2 separate regions of the Homo sapiens genome follow, and region 1 is linked to region 2. The links are chromatin loops, found by intact Hi-C in ENCODE. Cell type or tissue: Panc1. All regions are shown on one strand. Each heading gives the region's core, and the rest is flanking DNA. Links, peaks and the distances in the headings are about the cores only. Region 1 has its middle 110 kb from the start of GAPVD1. Region 2 overlaps HSPA5-DT (HSPA5 divergent transcript).

What was found. Peaks named below come from ENCODE experiments on the same cell type or tissue, not always from the same donor. Only the 100,000 strongest peaks of a DNase experiment are listed, where the experiment ranks them.
Region 1: it touches region 2 in a loop (4-fold over the local background); 48 of 110 quality-filtered maps call a loop at or near these places.

The regions. Positions count from the first base shown.
Region 1 is chr9:125,373,423-125,376,328 of GRCh38, forward strand. No RefSeq gene overlaps it. Among named protein-coding and RNA genes, the nearest start is that of GAPVD1, 110 kb to the left of the region's middle. In Panc1, for the core only: a CTCF peak has its summit at 1,479 (motif pointing left); a DNase peak (open chromatin) is centred at 1,499; H3K4me3 peaks cover 474 bases; H3K27ac peaks cover 313 bases.
Region 2 is chr9:125,254,707-125,257,612 of GRCh38, forward strand. HSPA5-DT (HSPA5 divergent transcript) reads left to right here. Exons shown (of 3, transcript NR_186826.1): 3 at 2,258-2,365. Among named protein-coding and RNA genes, the nearest start is that of GAPVD1, 5.7 kb to the right of the region's middle. In Panc1, for the core only: a CTCF peak has its summit at 1,668; no DNase peak of the experiment used is centred there.

The sequences.
Region 1 (2,906 bases), core at 194-2,693, 120 kb after region 2:
TGCTGGGATTACAGGTGTGAGCCACCGCGCCTGGCTGGGAAATGTCTCTTAAACCTGTCCCCCGCTGCCACAGCCAGTTTTTCCACCTCCACAATCACGACTGACTCCTAGTCTCCCTGCCTCCCTCTCACCCCTTCTCCTAGGTGCCCTTAGAATTCATCAAGTCTGGCCAGGCACGGTAGCTCACACCTGTAATCCCAGAAATTTGGGAAGCCGAGGTGGGTGGATCACCTGAGGTCAGGAATTCGAGACCAGCCTGACCAACATGGAGAAACCCCGTATCTACTAAAAATACAAAATTAGCTGGGCGTGTTGGTGAATGCCTATAATCCCAGCTACTCGAGAGGCTGAGGCAGGAGAATCACTTGAACCCGGGAGGCGTAGGTTGCAGTGAGCCAAGATCACGCCATTGCACTCCAGCCCGGGCAACAAGAGCAAAACTCCACCTCAAAAACAAACAAACAAAAAAATTCATCAAGTCTGAGCAGATTCCTCTTCTGCCTAAAATCTTCTCTTTTCTACCTGGGTTCTGTCCTGCCTTTTCAGCCACATGCCTCTGGTCCTTCTCCTTCCCCTCCAGCCAGCCCCACTCCAGCCACTGAGAACTATCACCTTTCCCAAAGTGCTGCCCTTTGCCGGCCTCTAAGCCTTTGCTGATGCCCAGATCTGACTGCCTCCCCCACAGTCCTTCCTCCTGCCTCAGATGGCCCTTCTGGAGGAAAACCCCAGGTGCCCCCTCCTGCCTCCCTCCTCAGTGAGGCCTCACCCCCATCCCTCCCTCTCCAGAGCAGTGTCTCCCTGGAGCCTGTGCTCCTAGGGGAGGGCATGCCTCCAAATGGCAGGTGTCCCTAATGTTTGCAGATGGGGATGGATGAGAGGCAGAAAGTAGCCCTTCAGGGCGGGGATTCCACCATCTTTTCCTTCCAAATTCAGGCCCTGCTGGGACAGGAACTATCCCTGTCGTGGTCCAGGGCCAGGTAGTTCTTCACGTCCTCTGGGAAGACAGAGTGCCCCAAAGCCCTTGATCTCCAGTGGGTAGAATTAGGTGGGGCAGAGGCTGTGCCACACCAGGTCACACCTCTCCTGTGTCTGCTCCCACCCCACCAAGCACAGGGCCGGGATGAGGATGCCTGGAGCCCAGCTCAGTGCCTGCCTGGGTTGCAGCCCTGATCACACCAAAGTGTCTTGTCTGTTTGCAGCCCTTTATCTGGCTAGCAGGGTTTAATTTTACTCTGGGAAGGTGGGATTTTTGTCCCTATTTACTTATTATTTTCGAATTTATTATCTTTAGGTGGCATCTACAAATCGGCGTCCTCTGAGGGCAACAGCGCCCCGTTCTGCTAGAAATCCCGAGATTTGCAGCCACTGCAGCACGCTGCCTCTGCGGCTTCTCCGCACCATCCCCGACCCCTTCCCCCGCGAGTCTGCCGTCGGCCAGTTTCCTCCCAGGCCCCGGCTTTGCTGTTCCTTGGGTGACATCTTGTGGCCAAGGACAGGTACAAACCATTGGCTGAAAAGGAGGAGCAAAGGCAGCCCTCAGCCCTCTCTGGAGGAGCCTTGGGGCGCCTTCGAGGATGCCCAGGAGGGCAGGGGGCTCCTGAACAGGGAATCGGCTCTCAGACCCCGAATGGGCTTGCACCAAGCCCTTCATGAGACAGCTGTGGCTGGAGCCCAGAATTCACCCAGGCCCCCCGAGGCAGACACACCAGGTTCCTCTCTGCCCACCCTGCGTTGTGGCAAATAATCATTATTCCCGATATAAAGCTTTTCTCTAGCAGCCCAACGACAAGGTTATTATTCCAATCTTACAGATGCAGCAACAGCCCTGAGCCACAGCCAGTGACCTGAGCCCAGCCCACAGGTGCCAACACTGTAAGATCTCACTGGACACAGTCCTGAGAACTGTGGGAGCCACCTGTCCCATTCTCTGGGAAGGTGCTCTGGGGAGGCGCCTGTGTTGTTAGTCATGGCCATGCCTCGAGTTCCAAAACCTTCTTCATGGCCTGGCATGGTGGCTCACGCCTGTAATCCCAGCACTTCGGGAGGCCAAGGCGGGCGGATCACTTGAGGTCAGGAGTTGAGATCAGCCTGGCCAACATGGTGAAACCCTGTCTCTACTAGAAACACAGAAGTTAGGCCGGGTGGTGGTTCACACCTGTAATTTCAGCACTTCGGGAGGCTGAGGCGGGCAGATCACCTGAGGTCAGGAGTTCAAGACCAGCCTGGCCAACATGGTGAAACCCCATCTCTACTAAAAATACAAAATTAGCTGGGCATGGTGGCGCGTGCCTGTAAACCCAGCTACTTGGGAGGCTGAGGCAAGAGAATCACTTGAACCCGGGGGGTGAAGGTTGCAGTGAGCCGAGATCTCGCCATTGCACTCCAGCCTCGGCAACAACAGTGAAACTCCATCTCCAGAAAAAAAAAAAAAAAAAAAAAGAAACACAAAAGTTAGCCTTGGTGTGGTGGCGTGCACCTATAATCTCAGCTACCTGGGGGGCTGAGGCAGGAGAATCGCTTGAACCTGGGGGGTGGAGGTTGCAGTGAGCCGAGATTGCACCACCACACTCCAGCCTGGGTGACAGCGAGACTCCGTGTGCAGGCCCGGGGCTGACGCTTCCCACATGACGTCACAGAGCCTTCACCTGGTAGTGGGCATTGTAAGGGCTGCACTTCACAGATGAGGAAGCCGAGGCTCAGACATGCAAAGGGGTTTATTCAAAGCCACATAGAAAATGCATGGCAGAGCCAGGATCCAAATCCAGGTCTAGAGGATGCCCAAATCTGTACTTTTAGCTACTGAGGGATCCTGTCTGCCCTCTGCAAAACCAGCCCCACAGCATTGTGAGGGCTCATGTGAACTGGGGAGCAAACTGTAGAGGATGGTGCCCACAGCAGGTCCTTAT
Region 2 (2,906 bases), core at 288-2,787:
AGACAGAGTCTCTCTCTTTCACCCAGGCTGGAGTGCAGTGGCACCATCTCAGCTCACTGAAATCTCCGTCTCCCAGGTTCAAGCGATTCTCCTGCCTCAGCCTCCTGAGTAGCTGGGATTACAGGTGCCCACCACCATGCCCGGCTAATTTTTGTATTTTTAGTAGAGACAGAGTTTCACCATGTTGGCCAGGCTGTTCTTGAACTCCTGACCTCAAGTGATCTGTCTGCCTTGGCCTCCCAAATTGCTGGGATTACAGGCGTGAGCCACTGTACCCGGCCAAGGTAAGATATTTCATATGTTATAATGAACGATGGGTTAAATTCAAATACAAGTAATATACCACTTTTTTTTTTTTTTTTGAGACGGAGTCTTGCTCTATCGACCAGGCTGGAGTTCAGTGGCGCGATCTCGGCTCATTGCAAACTCCGCCTCCCGGGTTCACGCCATTCTCTCGCCTCAGCCTCCCGAGTAGCTGGGACTACAGGCGCCCGCCACCGCGCCCAGCTGATTTTTTGTATTTTTAGTAGAGACGGGGTTTCACCGTGTTAGCCAGGATGGTCTTGATCTCCTGACCTCGTGATCCGCCCGCCTCGGCCTCCCAAAGTGCTGGGATTACAGGTGTGAGCCGCCGCGCCCGGCTGTAATATACCACTTTTATGTTGCATTAACATTACAGCTCCTGGGCCAGACATGGTGGTTCATACCTGTAATCCCAGCAGTGTGGAGTGTGAGCCATCAGTATTGCTGGAGCCCAGGAGTTCAAGACCAGCCTGGGCAACATAGCAACACCCTGTCTCTACAAAAAGTTAAAAAATTAGCCACGTGTATGGAGAGTGCCTCTAGTTCCAGCTACTTGGGAGCATGAGGCAGGAAGATCACTGGAGCCCAGGAGTTTGAGGTTGCAGTTAGCTATGATTGTGCCACTGCACTCCAGCCTGGGTGACACAGTGAGACCCTCTCTCTAAAAAACAACAAAGAATTACAGCTCCTATCAGTTTGGATGTCCCTGGTACTTGTAGAAAAATAAGGATTACAGTAGACTTCATTTGGCTGAAGTCTTTGAGTTGCAGGATTCATAAGCCTGTTCTATAGGAGCCACTTTCCTCATTTTCAGTTTTCTCAGGTTTTTTTTAAAATTTTTTTATTTAGAAATTTTTTTAGAGACTAAGTCTTGCTCTTTTGCCCAGGATGGAGTGCAGTGGTAAAATCATAGCTCACTGTAGCTTCAAGCTCCTGGGCTCAAGCAATTCTCCTGAGTCAGCATCTTGAATAGCTGGGATTACAGGTGAGAACCAGTGCACTCGGCCAGCTGATAATTTTAACTCCTTGCTAAATGTTGCAAAGCCATATGACTGTGAATACATTGCTAGGATCTTTGAAGAGTCTCCAGGCAAGTGAGGGGCCCTAAATCATAAGCTCCATCAGCTTCATGGATCTCAGTATTATTATTTCTGAGCCTGCCAGTGGGGGCCAGTGTAGGACCACCAATGACCCAGAACATGGACTGTGGCTATGACGGGAACAAATTAATTGCTCCAAAGTGAAAAGTATTTTTTTAAGGAATACTTTCTACCACCTGGGTCTTACTGGATTTTTTTGCTTGCAGGATTCCTAGAGCTCTAACCTGGGAAACACAGCAAAACCTCATCTCTACAAAAAATAAAAAAGTTAGCCAGGCATGGTGGTGCGTGCATATGATCCCAGGTACTCAGGAGGCTGAGGCAGGAGGATTGCTTGAGCCCTGCCCAGAAAGTAGAGGTTGCAGTGGGCTGTGATTACATCACTGCACTCTAGCCTGGGTGACAGAGAGAGACCCTGTCTCAGAATTAAAAAAAAAAAAAAAAAGCTGGGTGTGGTGGTTCCTGCCTGTAATCCCAGCACTTTAGGAGGACGAGGCAGGAAGATTACTTGAGTCCAGGAGTTTGAGACCAGCCTGGGCAACACAGTGAGATCTTGTCTGTATAAAAAATAAAAAAATTAGCCAGGCACAGTGAAGGGACTTCGCATGTGTGAAGTTCCAGGTACTCTGGAGGCTGAAGTGGGAGGATGGCTTGAGCCAGGGAGGTTGAGGCTGCAGTAAGCAGTGATGGTGTCACTGAGCTTTAGCCTGGGTGAAAGAGCGAGATCCTGTCTCAAAAAGTAAATAAACGATGAAAACTATTTTAGAGTTTTTTAATGGTAAAATTATGATTTCTATTCATGTTATTGCTGTATTTACTTACTGCCTAGTTTATAATTTGCTTGACTCTTCCAGATGTGGCCCTAATCTTTCCACAGTCAAGCGTGTACTACTATTTCACAGCATTTTCCTTTCCAAACTGTGTGCCAAATAAATCGGGGTCTCCAACCCCAGAGCCGTGAACTGGTACCCGTCTGTGGCTTGTTAGGAATGGAGCAGCACAGGATGAAGTGAGTGGTGGGTAAGTGAGCATTACCACCTGAGCTCTGCCTCCTGTCAGATCAGCAATGGCATTAGATTATCATAGGAGTGCGAACCCTATTGTGAACTGCGTATGCAAGGGGTCTAGGTTGTCCACTCCTTATGGGAATCTAATGCCTAATTATCTGAGGTGTAACAATTTCATCCCGAAACCATCCCCCCGACCTCCTCCACCCCCTACCACCATTTCCTGGAAAAACTGTCTTCCACAAAACCAGTCCCTGGTGCCAAAAAGGTTAGGGACTGCTGAAATAAAATCATGTCATAGGTGAAGTCCTTGTTTCTTCCCTTTTGTCTTCCTCTTTCTCTGTAATCTTTATTTCTTATGGCCTGTTTTTCTTTCTGGTATGGTTTGGTCTCACTTAACTCTCATATTTCTTTCTTAAGTGTAGATGTATTGTAACTTAAACAATGTTACTTTTTGGTCTTGATGGATGGCTCACACCTGTAATTCCAGCACTTT